2 separate regions of the Homo sapiens genome follow, and region 1 is linked to region 2. A link is an interaction called in ENCODE POLR2A ChIA-PET data of the cell type or tissue named here. Cell type or tissue: PC-9. All regions are shown on one strand. Each heading gives the region's core, and the rest is flanking DNA. Links, peaks and the distances in the headings are about the cores only.

Region 1 (8,109 bases), core at 5,484-7,983, 51 kb before region 2:
AATTTTATAAAGGCAAACATTTCAGGATTGTTGTTTGTTTTGTTTATTGCTGAATCATTAGTGCCTGGAAACATCCCTGGCATATGGTGAGCATTCAGTAAATATTTATGGAATGAATGAATGAAGCACCTTAATTCTCATATAAAACATCCAAGATATTTTGATATCTTTTTCATAAGTGAGGAAATTGAGACCCAAGAAGCTAAGTGATGTGCATAAGGCCAGATAGCTAGCTCATCGCATAGATGGGGTAGGGGAATAAGTCAGATAGTTCCTGAGGTCTCTGGACCTTTTTGATCCAGTTTCAAGCCACTATTGAAGGGAGCTTATAATGCTGAGTGGCAGGGCCATGACGCCAACCACTTTTTCTTGCCCCAGGCTCATTCAGTTCTCTTCTTCCCTCTGCCTCTCTGTCAGCTATCCTCCTGTTCATGGTGCGCCACCTCCTTGCTCCTACTCCAGATTTGAGTGGATCTTTTCTTCTGCAGTCTCTTGAAAGGGGCTGCTCAGAGTCACTGAGGCAGTTCTGACCCTGTTGACAGAAGCCCTAGAGTCACCCAAAAGCCCTAGAGTCACCCCAAAGCCCTAGAGTCACTCAAAAGCCCTAGAGTCACTCAAAAGCCCTAGAGTCACCCCAAAGCCCTAGAGTCACCCCAAAGCCCTAGAGTCACTCAAAAGCCCTAGAGTCACCCAAAAGCCCTGCAGTCACCCAAAAGCCCTGCAGTCACCCAAAAGCCCTAGAGTCCAGACAGCTGGAGCCAAATCTGCTGAGGAAGCAGCCACCGCACCTGGACCTTTCTGGACTCTCAGCAAGGCCTCCCAGATTACTCAAGGGTTGTCAGTGCAGTTTGGTAATACAGGAACCTTCAAGGAAATGATTTGGGCAGTTGGCCTGAGCAGCTGGCCAGAGGAAAGCACAGGGGATGTTTAAGGAGACAAGGCCCTACAGCTCGGTGTTGAGGAACAAGCTTCAGGGGCCATTCAGTTGGTTTCTTGTGTAGCCCCAGCTCCTTGCAGGCCTGAGAAAAGGAGGGAAGCTGGGCTTGCTTCAGTTGGCACCGTGCAGATTTTCCATTTACCACAGGGCCTACCCTCCGGGCTTCAATATCACTATTTGGCCACATGCCCTAAACCGTTCCTCCATTCCCTTCTCCCCTTATCAGCATCTGTCTCAAGTAAAATGGGTATTGCAAGGCTTATCATAAGACACAGAAGAATAAGATATATTTAAGAGGATTTTTTTGAAAAGGGCTAAAATTTAGAAGGGACTGCTTTGATTTAAACTTTGCATTGTTCCTAATCTATACAACATGGTGTCCAGATGGGAGGCATGAGCATATGGCAGTCAAGTTCCATCACTCATGACTGTGTGACCTCAAGCAGGTCATTTAAACTCATGTGCAAAATGGGGTTGAGAACCCTTCCTGTATGTTTAGAATGTGAGCTACTGGGAAAACAGTGAGGTATGGTGGTGTGCCTTACTTGAGAGGCTGAGGTACAAGGATTACTTGAGCCCAGGAGTTCGAGTCCAGCCTAGGCAACACAGGGAGACCCTATTTTTTAAAAAACAAAGCAAAGGCCAGGCGCGGTGGCTCATGACTGTATCCCAGCACTTTGGGAGGCTGAGGCAGGTGGATCACCTGAGGTCGGGAGTTCGAGACCAGCCTGATCAACAACATGGAGAAACCCCATCTCTACTAAAAATACAAAATTAGCCTGGCATGGTGGTGCATGCCTGTAATCCCAGCTACTGGGGAGGCTGAGGTAGGAGAATCACTTGAACCCGGGAGGCGGAGGTTGCAGTGAGCCGAGATTGAGCCATTGCACTCCAGCCTGGGCAACAAAAGCGAAACTCTGTCTCAAAAAACAAACAAACAAACAAACAAAGCAAAAACAAAAGAATGTGAACTCCTGGAAACAGAAATCACGTCTTCCTTCCTTTGCATCTCCAGAACCCAGTACAAGGCTTGGAGTGTGCATGCTAGGTAAATGCATGCTGAGTTGGGATAATGACTGCAGAGAATTGTCATGAGAATCATTTTAGACAATTGATATAAGAGGAGTTCAGATATTCAAAAGCACTAGCTGAGTCTGGAGGATTATTGCTCTATCTAGCCTATAGAATGAAAAGGACAACTTACACGTTTATTTATCAGCATGTTTGGAACTCACAGTACTTTTTTTTCTTTTTCTTTTTTTTTTTTTTTTTTTTTGTAGAAATAGCAAGATAGTAATCCTTGTTAAGATTCAGGCTAACCCAAGAGCACTTTATAACCTATGCTGTAGTTGAGGTACAGCCAACATTATATGATCATGATGTTTCTCTTGGAAACGATGTTCAGGCCTGGTGTAGTGGCTCACACCTGTAATCCCAACACGTTGGGAGGCTGAGGCAGGTGGATCACTTGAGTCCAGGAGTTCAAAACCAGCCTGGACAATATGGCAAAACCCTGTCTTACAAAAAGTTAAAAAACAATTAGCCAGGCATGGTGGTGCATGCCTGTAGTTCCAGCTACTCAAGAGGCTGGGTTGGAAAGACTGCTTGAGCATAGGAGATCAAGGCTGCAGTGAGCTGAGATTGCGCCACTGCACTCCAGCCTGGGTGACAGAGAGAGACCCTATCTCAAAACAAAACAAAACAAAAAAATAGAAAAAAAAAGCAGTTCAGAGCGGGATCTCAGTGGCTCGCTTCTTTCTTCTTTCTTTTATTCCATAAATATTTACTGGATTCCTGTTTTGTGCTAGTTACCGTGTTAAATGCTGGTGACATAACAATGTAAGAATGACTTAATTCCTGCCCTCATAGAGTTTATGATCTAGAAGAGAAAGACCTTGAATAAGTAATGTTAAAAGTGTGATAAGTGATGGGAAGTAGAAGGGCAAGTAGTAACAGAGACATCTAACAGGCAAGATCTTACCTCGTTTAAAGGATCAGAAAAGGTGTCTTAAAGAAAGTGATGTTTGGATGAAACCCCTAAGAATGAGCAGAACCTCATTAGAAAAAGTGGATTTGTCATGGAAGACCAAAGTGGTGTAGTAAGAGGGCTTGGGAGGGGAGGGACGAGGCAGAGAGCAGTGAGGGAATGAAATGTGAGAGAAGACAGACGGAGGGACGACTGAGGAAAACAGAAGTAAGTGTGGATGATTCCAAGAGTCTTTAGGAGGATGGTGGACGCTTGGTTCTTCTGGAGCTCCGCCTTCTAGAAGACAGGCTGTCTGGAGCCAGCAGCTCCTTGCCTTGAGGCCCTCTAGAGTGGGTAGTGGCGTCATGGCTTTGCTATTCTTTCATGTGGATTATGGCACTGGGGAAGGTTTTTATCTGAGGAAGCTGGTGGGCAGGGGTTCCAGCAGCCTTGGTAATGGAATCACCTCTTATGAGCACCAGGAGTTGGGACTCCATGATTCATGTCACTCATGCTGGCTCAAGGGTCTGGGGACAGACCAAATGACTGATAGGTGAAGTCCTTGAGTACAAAACCTACGTAAAAGCTATGTCTCCTACTCAGTAGCTTCTACAACGCTATACTATTTTTACATATTAATTGCACAATAAGTATTTGTTAAATACATTACAGTGTTTATCTAAGATTTGCAGATGTATCCTCATTTATACAATCTAGAATATAAAAGGCCTTATATTTATAAATTTCAGTGCAGTTTAACTATAATAGAGTATTTTTTTACCTCTAGTTTATGTATTTTTTATTTATTTATTTTTGAGACAGAGTCTCACTCTGTTGCCTAGGGTGGAGTGCAATGGTGCAGTTTTGGAGAAACAGTCATCCATCCACATTCCTTCCCCTCGAGCACAGTTTTATTATATGTTCTTTTAATGAAAAGGAAGCTTCTGGGTGGGATGCAGTGGCTCACACCCGTAATTCCAGCACTTAGGGAGGCAGAGGTGAGAGGATTGCTTGTGGCCAGGAATTTGAGGCTGCAGTGAGTTATGATGGTGTCACTGCACTCAAGCCTGGGTGACAGAGCAAGACTGTCTCTTAAAGGGGACAGGGGGCCGGGCGCAGTGGCTCATGCCTATAATCCCAGCACTTTGGGAGGCTGAGGCGAGCGGATCACGAGGTCAGGAGATCGAGACCATCCTGGCTAACACGGTGAAACCCCATCTCTACTAAAAATACAAAAAATTAGCCAGGTGCGGTGGCGGGCGCCTGTAGTTCCAGCTACTCTGGAGGCTGAGGCAGGAGAATGGCGTGAACCTGGGAGGCAGAGCTTGCAGTGAGCCGAGATTGTGCCACTGCACTCCAGCCTGGGCGACAGAGCGAGACTCCGTCTCAAAATAAATAAATAAATAAAATAAATAAATAAAGGGGGCAGGGAAGAAAGGAAGCTTTGCTTTTTTTTTGACCTTGTGATGCAACAGTAGAAAGGAAACTTCTGTTAGTGGAATAAATAGATTCTCCCTCTGGAGTTGTCTCACTCAGAGAGCACAATCTGGATTTAATTATTGATTTGTTTTGGATATCCCCTACTAAAAATACCCCTAAGACAGTGGGGAATATTAACTCTTTTATGTTCCCAAAATGAATCTATTGAGATTTTCTTGGGTGATGGTGAAAAGTAAAAAAGCTGGAAAAGGAGTGAGGCTTATCCTCTCTCCTGCTGAATCTGATAGGAGTATAATTTTATTCCAGAATGCCGCATGTATCTTTCACCTAAGTAGTACTATATGAAGAGAACTTGGCGTCCCTTCCACAGCAGAAGGTTGTGCATATGGCTTCCAGGTTAGGTTATTTTGAGGAAGAATTGCGCATTTCAACCCTCTTAGCACATTGGTGTCATTCGGGGCTTGGGGGCATAGGTTTGAAGTCAGTTGTGAGTTCAGATCCCAGTTCTGCCACTTCTAGCTGTTACAGACAAGTTACACATTTTCCTTCAACCTCACATTCTCATCCTTAAACCCAGAAGTTTGCTTGAGATTTGAGTGACATACGTCTGTAGAACATTTGGCAAGGTACCTCACCCAGCAGGAATATGGTCATTTTGATAGACTGTACACATTAATTTGATTAAACCTCATGCCTGAATTTACACCAAATTTTGTTCTTCTGATGGGAGTTACATGCAGTGATAAAGCTAGGTAATCCACTTGTCATTGCAGAGTCATCCTCTCCCTGAAGTGAGTTGGGCAAATTGAGGAATATATATGCATCCATAATATTAATATGATATAACATCTTTGATATTTACGTATCAGGTGCTTTAAGATCTGCAGTTTTTAAATATTGAATGTCAGAACCCTCTTTCACTACTTTGCAGGGACATAGCTTTGAGCACCAGCAGCAGAGAGCAGATATATTTATGTATGCTTTATTTGGCTGTACCACCCATGAATTTCCTCCTGATTCTTGGCTTTCTGTGTCTAGATATTACAAAATTTTGATATACTTCTTAGGTGAATTTCAAGCTACTTTGAAAGTTCATCTTATGCCAGGTAACCTAATAAATATCTACTTTCAGGATATTCTTCAGTCTACAAAGTCTCCATTTTTTTTTTTTTTTTTTGAGACGGAGCCTCACTCTGTCACCAGTCTGGAGTGCAGTGGCGTGATCTCGGCTCACTGCAACCTCCAACTCCCTGGTTCAAGCGATTCTCCTGCCTCAGCCTCCCGAGTAGCTGGGATTACAAGCACATGCCACCACACCCAGCAATTTTTGTATTTTTAGGAGAGATGGGGTTTCACCATGTTGGCCAGGATGGTCTCGATCTCCTGACCTCGTGATCCGCGCACCTTGGCCTCCCCAGGTGCTGGAATTACACCATGCCTGGTGCTGGTGAGCCACCGTGCCTGGCCAAAAGTGTCCATTTTTATTGAGTAAAACTGAAGAATGTTTCCAGCATGAAAACAGATGAGGGGAGGGGTTAGGCCATGGATCTTTATGGCACCAGGAACACTCTTGCATCATAACCTGTTTGTTTTTAAGCATGTTTATCCTATTATATAAGCCAATTATTAATTGAGAAGATTGAGCAGTAGCATGTTTTTTTTAGGTTACCAATTGCCTTTGATCAAAGTCTCTCAGACCTTTTCTGAAATAACATCTAAAAACTCAACTTATTTGACATATGGATGCTAGTGGATATGTTCTGACCATCTGGGCAACCAGGAAAACAGTTTATTGTGATATGTGGGATATTGCTGAAATGAAATAACCTTTGTTTTCACAACTTGAGTCATGAAGTACATTTGTTTTTATTAAAATTAAAAGTTCAGCTTGGTAATACTGAAGATTAAAAATTGAGACCCACCCCCCACCCCAAGAACTAGGGGTAAATAGACTCATATGAAATGATGTCATCTAGTGGACAAAACTGCGTAATTCTACTTTTTTGCTCAAATGGAATTATATAGATTATATAGCAGCAGCTTTCATACATAGTGAAAAATCAACTGGAAAAAAAAAGCATTTTGCATGATTAATTGACCACCCCAGATGGAAAAATAAGAAATTAGAAAATTTATTTTATCTGCTATATGGCAAACGCTAAGGGATTTTTTTTTTTTTTTTTTTTTTTTTTTTTTTGGACAGAGTCTCGTTCTGTCGCCCAGGCTGGAGTGCAGTGGCGCGATCTCAGCTCACTGCAAGCTCCGCCTCCACTAAGGGAGTTTTTTTATTGCATTTAGTTTCAAAATGTGGTAATTCCGGAATGACCAGATCCACATTCACTACTTGTCAACGTATTTCACAAACATTTGTCCATTTGATTTTATCTACAATGAATGTCAAGATGTTTAATTACCTAGCAGGATTTTATTTTGAGACAGGGTCTTGCTCTTTCGCCCAGGTCTTGTTCTTTCGATCTCAGCTCACTGCAACTTCCACTTCCTGGGTTCAAGTGATTCTCAGGCCTCAGCCTCCCAACTAGCTGGGATTACAGGTGCATACCACCATGCCCGGCTATTTTTTTTTTGAGATGGAGTCTTGCTCTGTCACCCAGGCTGGAGTGCAGTGGCACCATCTCGGCTCACTGCAACCTCCGCCTCCTGGGTTCAAGTGATTTTCCTGCCTCAGCCTCCTGAGTAGTTGGGATTACAGGCGCCCACGACCGTGCCTGGCTAATTTTTGTATTTTTAGTAGAAACGGGTTTTCACCATGTTGGTCAGGCTGGTCTCGAACTCCTGACCTCAGGTGATCTGACTGCCTCTGCCTCCCAAAGTGCTGGGATTACAGACCTAAGCCACCGCACCTGGCCCTTTTTTTGTATTTTTAGTAGAGATGGGGTTTCACCATGTTGGCCAGGCTGGTCTTGAATTCCTGATCTCAAGTGATCCACCTGCCTCAGCCTCCCAAAGTGCTGGGATTACAGGTGTGAGCCACCGCTCTCAGCCCAACTAGCTGGATTTTAGACTGTGGAAAATAAATGTCTTTATTTAGAGTAGCTTAGAAAAAATTAGTTTGTGAAAATAAGTATGCTAATTATAAGATGGAAATCAAAAGTCTTGAGTCTTCATTGGCTGTTATTAATTTTTAATTAGGTAATTAGTTTTTATCCTACCTAATTTTGGTCTGTTTTTGAGTTTTTGCAAATCAAGTAACTTTTGTATGCCTTAGTTTCTTCGTTTGCAAAATGAAGGTATGTTAATACTCAAAAAAGATTTATTGGATGGATGATTATGTGCCCCTCACATTGGCAGATACTGGAAGCACAGTTATGAATAAAACACAGTTCCTGATATCAGAGAACACAATCTTTAGGAAAAACATATGATAATTTTCATATGAGCCAATAAGAACAGTGAGTGACGTACCCTGGCACATAGAAATATCAAGGAATGGTAGCCAGTTCAAGCCCAAAAGCAAGTGGAGATATGACCAAGGAAGGCTGCCCAGAGGAGGCCAAACCCTCCAGTTAAGGCTTAAAGGATGAGTGAGAATTAATAAGCAAAAGAGGGGAGTAGAGAGTGAGAGGGAACTCTAAACCAAGATTGCCAATGTAGATGTGTAAGATAACACTATGGGTGAGGCATTTGACAAAACCAGAGCTTTCTGGGAATCTTAAGGGGATATGAATTCTACTAGGTGTACAGAGTAGGATTCCAAAGGACTCTGATCTTGCGAAGTGGGGCCAGTTGGAGAAGCCCCAGAAGTATC
Region 2 (8,109 bases), core at 3,803-6,302:
GGAGTTTCCCTGGGGAAAAGCTCTCAGAGGTATATGACAGTCTCTCCACCACAGTGACCACATGGAGAGGAGACCATTATCTCCTCTCAGTGAGCCCTTGAACCCCTGCTCCCCAACAAGTGGAGCCTCCAACTCACACCAGCAGTGCAGCCACCCACCTCACTGGCTGAACATTCCCAGTAACAGTGACTCTGCATTTCTTGGGGTTGGAGCCCTCAGGGGCAACCAAAAGCCTCTCTGCCACTGCCTCTGTAGTAGTACTACCCCTACTACCTTTAGACTAATTAAACAGCAAAGACCCTAAGTGCCTCATCCACACCCCCAACAAGCTGCAGTTAACCCAAGGAGAGGAGACCAGTCCATCTCCCACAGGTCCCATCCACCCCTGCTGCTTGTCACCAGGGAACCCCCCAGCTTGGACCCACAGTACAGATCACCCATCTTGGGCCTATCACACTGAGCAATTGCTGACCTGCATCTCTGTGGAGTGGAGCCCCCAGGAGACAAGTAAAAGACCCCCAGCCACAACCACTGCTAAGGTCCTTCTCTCTGCTGCCTCCAAGCTGGGGAGGAAACATAAACCCTGAGATCTCCCCAGAGCTGTGGTGGGCAGCCTAGGAGTGCCAAGTCTCAATCTGTAGCCAGCACTCAAATGGGAGAGGAGTCCACACTTTCAGAGCATTGAGAGGTAGCCCAGCTGCAACCATGAGGAAATATAGAGGAGTCACATGACTGGGAAAGAGTCTACCTACTGACCACTACTTCACAAAACCCCTCATTTCCTTCTGTCCTCCCTAAAGCCTCTCAGTTTTGAATCTCATGTCTTCAAATTGTATCACCCACTGGCCTCCATGAAGCGCCTAAGCACCACCTACTGGATCACACCCCGCAGCTTCAACACCAAAAAGTTAGAAAGACTTCAAATTAACAACCTAACATCACAACTAAAAGAACTACAGAACCAAGAGCAAACCAATCCCAAAGCTAGCAGAAGACAAAAAAACACATGCTTATCTCAACAGATGTATCTCACTAACATACCCGCCCTGTAAAACCAAAGATAAGAAGTCAGCTGCAAATAAAGACCTCGCACAAAGCCTCAGCCCTGTGAAAATATTCAGGAAAAAAGTCTTCTGACTGTACTCAATCTATGCTGCAGTTAAAGGAACACCCATACACAGAGATGAGAAAGAACCAATGTAAGAACTCTGGCAACTCAAATGACCAGTGTCTTATGTACTCCAAACAATAGCACCAGTTCTCCAATGAGGGTTCTTAAACAGGCTGAGTTGGCTGAAATGACAGAAATAGAATTCAGAGTATAGATAGGAATGAAGATCATTGAGATTTAGGAGAAGAGGAAAACACAATCCAAGGAAACTAAGAATCACAATAAAATGATAAAGGAGCTGACAGGCAAAATCGCCAGTATTAAAAAGAAACCTAACTGATCTGATAGAGCTGAAAAGCACACTGCAAGAATTTCACAATGCAATCGCAAGTATTAACAGCAGAATAGACCAAGCTGGGGAAAGAATCTCAGAACTTGAAGACTGGCTCTCTGAAACAAGACAGCCAGACAAAAATAAAGAAAAAAAGAATGAAAATGAATGAACAGAAACTCCAGAAAATATAGGATTATGTAAGGAGGCCAAATCTATAAATCACTGGCATCACTGAAAGAGATGGGGAGAAAGCAAACCACTTGGAAAACACATTTTAGGATATCACTCATGAAAACTTCCCTCACCTTGCCAGAGAGGCCAACAGTCAAATTCAGTAAATACAGAGAACCTGTACAATATTCTACTCAAGAAGATCATCCCCAGGACATGTAATTGTCAGATTTTCCAAAATTGAAATGAGAGAATGTTAAAGGCAGCTAGAGAGAAAAGGCAGGGCATCTAAAAGGGAATCCCATCAGGCTAACAGTAGACCTCTCAGCAGAAACTCTACAAGCCAGAAGAGATTGGGGGCCTATATTCAACATTCTTAAAGAAAAACATCTTCAACCAATAATTTCATATCCAGCCAAACTAAGCTTCTTAAGTGTATTAGTTCATTCTCACACTGCTAGCATACTACCTGAGATTGGGTAATTTATAAAGAAAGAGGTTTAATTGGCTCATACTTATGCATGGCTAAGAGGCCTCAGGAAACTTAAAACCATGGCAGAAGGTAAAGGGGAAGCAAGGCACATCTTACATAGCAGCAGGAGAGAGAGAGTGTGTGTGCATGGGAAACTGCCACTTTTAAGCCATCAGATCTCATGAGAACTCCCTCACTATTATGAGAACAGCACTGGTGGGGGGGAACTGCCTCTATGATCCAATCACCTCCCACCAGGTCCCTCCCTCGACATGTGGAGATAAGATTTGGGTAGGGACATGGAGCCAAACTCTATTAATAAGCAAAGGAGAAATAGCCAAATAAGCAAATGCCAAGGGAGTTCAGACCCACCTTACAACAGATCCTGAAAGGAACATTAAATATGGAAAGGAAAGACTGTTACCAGCCAATACAAAAACATGTTTAGGTACACAGACCAGTGACACTATAAATCAACCACACAAGCAAGTCAGCATAATAACCAGCTAACAACACAGTGACAGGATTAAATCCACATGTATCAATACTAACCTTGAATATAAATGGGATCAATGCCCCTCTTAAAAGGCACAGAGGCCAGGCATGGTGGCTCATGCCTGTAATCTCAGCAATTTGGAAGGTCGAGGCAGGTGGATCACCTGAGGTCAGGAGTTTGAGACCAGCCTGGCCAACTTGAGGAAACCCTGTCTCTACTAAAAATACAAAAAATTAGCCAGGCATGGTGGCAGGTGCCTGTAATCCCAGCTACTTGGGAGGCTGAGGCAGGAGAATTTCTTAAACCCAGGAGGCAGAGGTTGCAGTGTGCTGAGATTGCACTACTGCACTCCAGCCTGGGCAACAAGAACGAAACTCTGTCTAAAAAATAAATAAATAAGTAGGCCAGGCACAGTGGCTCACGCCTGTAATCCCAGCACTTTGGGAGGCCGAGTTGGGCGGACCATGAGGTCAGGAGATGGAGACCATGCTGGCTAACATGGTGAAACCCCGTCTCTACTAAAAATACAAAAAAATTAGCCTGGCGTGGTGGTGGGTACCTGTAGTCCCAGCTACTTTGGAGGCTGAGGCAGGAGAATGGCATGAACCTAGGAGGCAGAGCATGCAGTGAGCTGAGATCATGCCACTGCAATCCAACCTGGGTGACAGAGCGAGACTCCGTCTCAAAAAATAAATAAATAAATAAATAAGTAAAAATAAAAAATAAAAGGTACACAGTGGCAAACTGGATAAAAAAGCAATACTCAGTGGTATGTTGTCTTCAAGAGACCCATCTCACATGCAATGACACAAATAGGCTTGAAACAAAGAGATGGAGGAAAATCTATGAAGCAAATGGAAATGAGGAAAAAGCAGGGGTTGCAATCCTAGTTTCAGACAAAACAGACTTTAAACCAACAAAGATTTTTAAAAAAAGGCAAAGAAGGGTGTTACATAATGATCAAGGTTTTAATTCAACAAGAAGACCTAACTTTCCTAAATGTATACACACCCAATGCAGGAGCATCCAAATTTATAAAGCAAGTTCTTAGAGACCTTCAAAGAGACTTAGACTCCCAGACGAGAATAGTGGGAGACTTTAACACTCCACTGATAGTACTAGACAGAACACTCAGGCAGAAAATTAACAAAGATATTCAGGACCCGAACTCAACATTGGGCCAAATGAATTTCATAGATCTCTACAGAACTTTCCATCCCAAAACAACAGAACATCCATCTTCTCATCACCACAGGGCACATACTCTAAAATCAACCACACTATTGGACATAAAACAATCCTCAGCAAATGCAAAAGGACCAAATCATACCAAAAACACTCTTGGACCACAGAACAATAAAAATAGAAATCAAGACTAAAAAGATAGCCCAAGCCATGCAATTACATGAAAATTAAACAACGTGCTCCTGAATGACTTTCAGGTAAATAATAAGATTAAGGCAAAAATCAAGAAGTTATTTGCAACTAATGAGAAAAATGATAAAACATATCAGAATCTCTGGGACACAGCTAAGGCGGTGTTAAGAGAGAAATTTATAGCACTAAACACCCACCCAAAAAGTTAGAAAGACTTCAAATTAACAACCTAATATCACAACTAAAAGAACTACAGAACCAAGAGCAAACCAATCCCAAAGCTAGCAGAAGACAAAAAAAAGTGCTTATGTTAATAGATGTAGAAAAGACATTTGATAAAATTCAACACCCCTTCATGTTAAAAACTCTCTATAAACTTGGTATTGAAGTAACATACCTCAAAATAGTAAGAGCAATCTGTGAAAAACCCGCAGCCAACATCATACTGAATGGGCAAAAGCTGGAAGCATTCCCCTTGAAAACTAGCACAAGACGAGGATGGCCTCTCTCACTGCTCCTATTCAAAGTGGCTACATAATCTTGGAACCAAAGAGAAATCTGGCGAGTGGAGTCAGTGACTTTTAAAAATTATCTTCAGGCCAGGAGCGGTGGCTCATGCCTGTAATCCCAGGACTTTGGGAGGCTGAGGCAGGCGGATCACCTGAGGTCAGAAGTTCAAGACCAGCCTGGTCAACATGGCAAAACCCCATCTCTACTAAAAATACAAAAAATTAGCTGGGCATGGTGGCTCGTGCCTGTAGTCCCAGCTACCTGGGAGGCTGAGACATGAGAATCGCTTGAACCCAGGACGCAGAGGTTGCAGTGAGCCAAGATCGTGCCACTACCCTCCAGCCTGGGCAACAGTGTGAGACTCTGTCTCAAAAAAAAAAACAAAAAAATTAAAAAAAATTATCTTCAGGTTTTATAAGGAATCAGAATATAAAAGGATATGAAGGGAAGTCCTTCAATAATCACAAGTGATGCAATGGATGAAACACAGAGAAGGTAGAGCTAGGAAAGTTCCCACCCAATCTCCAAGTGCGTCTGTTAACAACAATAAACACAAATTCATATGAGAATGTTCCTTATTGTTTTAAATATATATTACTGAAAAGCTAAAGGACCCCACTGCATAGTGGCTAATCTCTGATTTTTAGAATGACTCCAGGTAGGTGGGGAATAAGTCAAGAGGGATGTAATATGTACTCTGAGTTTTAAATTATGATTAAATTGATATCACCAAATTCTTATGTTCATGAAAAACTCCATAGTAAAGGTGAATACTCAAAATTTTCCTCAAGTTACTAAAAGTTATCATCAATAAAATTCTTAACAGAGAAGAACAAGCAAACTAGCAAAAAAGAACGACAACAACAAAAAATAACTTCTAGAATGTATTTATACTGGAGTAAGCAAATAGAGAAAGACTTAAGCCTGCGTGTGCCTAGATTAACTGGCAAAATCTGCTTTAAGTATTCTTGGCGTAGTCTGAAAAGGATTCATGTACTTAAGGTCCAAATCTCAGAAGGAAAAAAAAATGCCAGTAACACTGTTTCATGCTGGGTTCCCTCATACCTTCCTCATGTTTAAATAAAACAAGGTCAGGAGTTAGAGACCAGCCTGCAATGCTGCAATGATTTTTTTCCATTGTATATGTGTTTATTTGTGTGTTCCTGTGAGCATTTGCATGCTTATGTGTTCCACTTCCTTATCAAATCTGAGATGTGCCTGATTTCCCAGAATTAGCTATGTTCTAAAGTGACCCTAAGCTTTTTTTTTTAACATAGTGCTTTCACTTTTGTTTCTCCTTATTACAAATGGAATCATAAAAATTTAGAGTTTGAAGGATAGTAACTTCTTATTTTACAGATCCAGAACATTAGGACTAGTGGTTTGCTCGAGCCCTCCTGAGCTCCATACAAAGCTCTTTTTGCAAAATTTTATTCTGGATTTAAATGTTAGGTAAAATTCCATACTCTTCTATTATTTGATTAAAGTTATAACTACACTTGAAGCCATCTGGGAGTCAGTTATATTAAGATCATTGTCCACAAACAAAAAATATATTCAAAGAACAACTTAGAACAGTGTCCCCCTACCAATTAGATATGATATTCAAAATATTTAGTAACTGGCAGGGCATAGTCACTGACGCATTGACACAGACACCGCTGTCAACACCTGGTCTGATTGAAGCATGCAAACTAGGGAAATAACAACCCTTTTTCCAACCCCTTCCAGAAAATTCAGAGTTCGGTGAAATGAATCAGAAATGAATACTTAAAAGATTTGACAAAATTACAAAGAAAAAAGGATATATACTTGAACGTAAGATATCTAATAGTCTATTAATTAGGAATTAACTACTAACACTTAAATACAGAGTCAGTCTAACATATCAGCCATAACTATATCAGCCAGGACAGATATCCAGCACAAAATTACTCAGGCAAAAGAAAAAATTTATTTGTTTGCGCAATCCAAAAGTCCCAGGAGTGTCTTCTGGTACAGTTTAATCCAGATGATCAAGAGATAAAATCAGGACTGGGTGCGGTGGCTCATGCCTGTAATCCTAGTACTTTGAGAGGCCAGGACAGGCAGACCAGACTTGAGGCTAGGAGTGTCAGACCAGCCTGGCCAACATAGCAAAACCCCATCTCTACTAAAAATACAAAAATTAGCCGGGCGTGGTGTTGTGCGCCTGCTCGGGAGGCTGAGGCATGAGAATCGCTTGAACCCCCAGAAGGCGGAGGTTGCAGTGAGCCAAGATTACACCACTCCATTCCAGCCTGGGCAATACAGTGACACTCTGTCTGAAAAAAAAAAAAAAAAAGAGAGAGAGATAAAATCAGAAATGTCTCAGTGTTGGCTTCATTCTCAGCAGATTCTTCCTAAATAGGAGTAAGATTGCCATTATAGTCCAGGATTATAGTCTACCATGTTAGCAAAGAAGGAGAAAGGAAGTGATCTTTTCTGACTCTAACAAATCTTCCAGAGCTGACTCTTTCTCACTGGATTAATTTGGGTTACCTGCCATTCCTAAGCCAATAATGCTTCTGACTGGACCTGGGGATAGAATCAGTTCCACTGAAATTTCATGAATGAAATAAGGAAAGGTGGTTCCCTCAAAGATAAATCTAAGTGTGAATACCAAAAAGAAGAATGGATACTGGATAGACCAAAACTGTAGATATCTACCAAGTGCGTCTCTCAGCAGCCCAACTTCCACATTCATCTTTTTCCTCATATAAACAATCATCAGAATTCTCCCCACTAATACAATTCACCCATCAGCATACAACCAAAAATACATAGAGTTTCTCTTCTAGGAAGGGAGATAGCCTCAAGTTGCACCAGTTCTTGCATACAAGTTCCAGGATCTCTGGGAGATGCACATTTCTCTCTAGACTTTATGTTAATGGCATCTGGACTAAATGACGTATTTATTCATCCTCTATACTCCCAGTGTAAAATAATGGAGGGGAAACGTCATAATAAAAATTCCTTTTGCAAATGGGAAAACGGGGAAACAAAATTCAAAGGACACTGCTTTGTTGCATCAATAAATGCTGCTAAACCAGGATAGCAACTATATCCTGCCAAGACAGTAGAGCAAGTTTCTAAATCAACCAACTTGGCTTTCCCCAGTCCTGCAAGCTAACCATTGATCTTAGCTAAGATGGGCACCAGTGAGAACCCGCTTTCTGAGGGATGCACTGTATTAGTCTGTTTCCAGTTGGTGTAAGTTCTAAGGGTTGGGATTTGCAACAGGGGGTGTATTTTTGCAGGTTTTTGCTCTTATTTTTTTCTTTCTTTCTTTTTTTTTTTTTTTTTTTTTTGAGACAGAGTCTCGCTGTGTTGCCCAGGCTGGAGTGCAGTGGCGCGATCTAGGCTCACTGCAAGCTCCACCTCCCAGGTTCATGTCATTCTGGTTTTTGCTTTCTTAAGTAATAGGCTTGGAATTTATCCCGGAATACATCTCTTAAAGTTTGTTAGCCTCTGTTGACTTATATTTGTTCAGTTCCACAGATCTGGTTAGTTATGACTCTTGCATTAAGAGCTTAATCTGAGGGATTCTGTCATATGCCAACAAGTTCCAGTGCTTTGTCCATTCTGTAAGTTTTCAGCATTCGACCTGGAGAGGGCAT

The links. ChIA-PET counts read pairs that join two places held together with the same protein. Peaks named below come from ENCODE experiments on the same cell type or tissue, not always from the same donor. Only the 100,000 strongest peaks of a DNase experiment are listed, where the experiment ranks them.
Region 1: POLR2A ChIA-PET joins it to region 2 with 20 read pairs; 7 of 35 experiments call an interaction of 5 or more read pairs at or near these places.

What each region holds. Positions count from the first base shown.
Region 1 is chr3:172,636,708-172,644,816 of GRCh38, reverse strand. All of the region lies in intron 3 of NCEH1 (neutral cholesterol ester hydrolase 1), which reads left to right. Among named protein-coding and RNA genes, the nearest start is that of LINC02068, 45 kb to the right of the region's middle. In PC-9, for the core only: no CTCF peak of the experiment used is centred there; a DNase peak (open chromatin) is centred at 6,656.
Region 2 is chr3:172,584,185-172,592,293 of GRCh38, reverse strand. All of the region lies in intron 2 of LINC02068 (long intergenic non-protein coding RNA 2068), which reads left to right. Among named protein-coding and RNA genes, the nearest start is that of LINC02068, 7.4 kb to the left of the region's middle. RefSeq lists enhancers at 1-213, 1-345. In PC-9, for the core only: no CTCF peak of the experiment used is centred there; no DNase peak of the experiment used is centred there.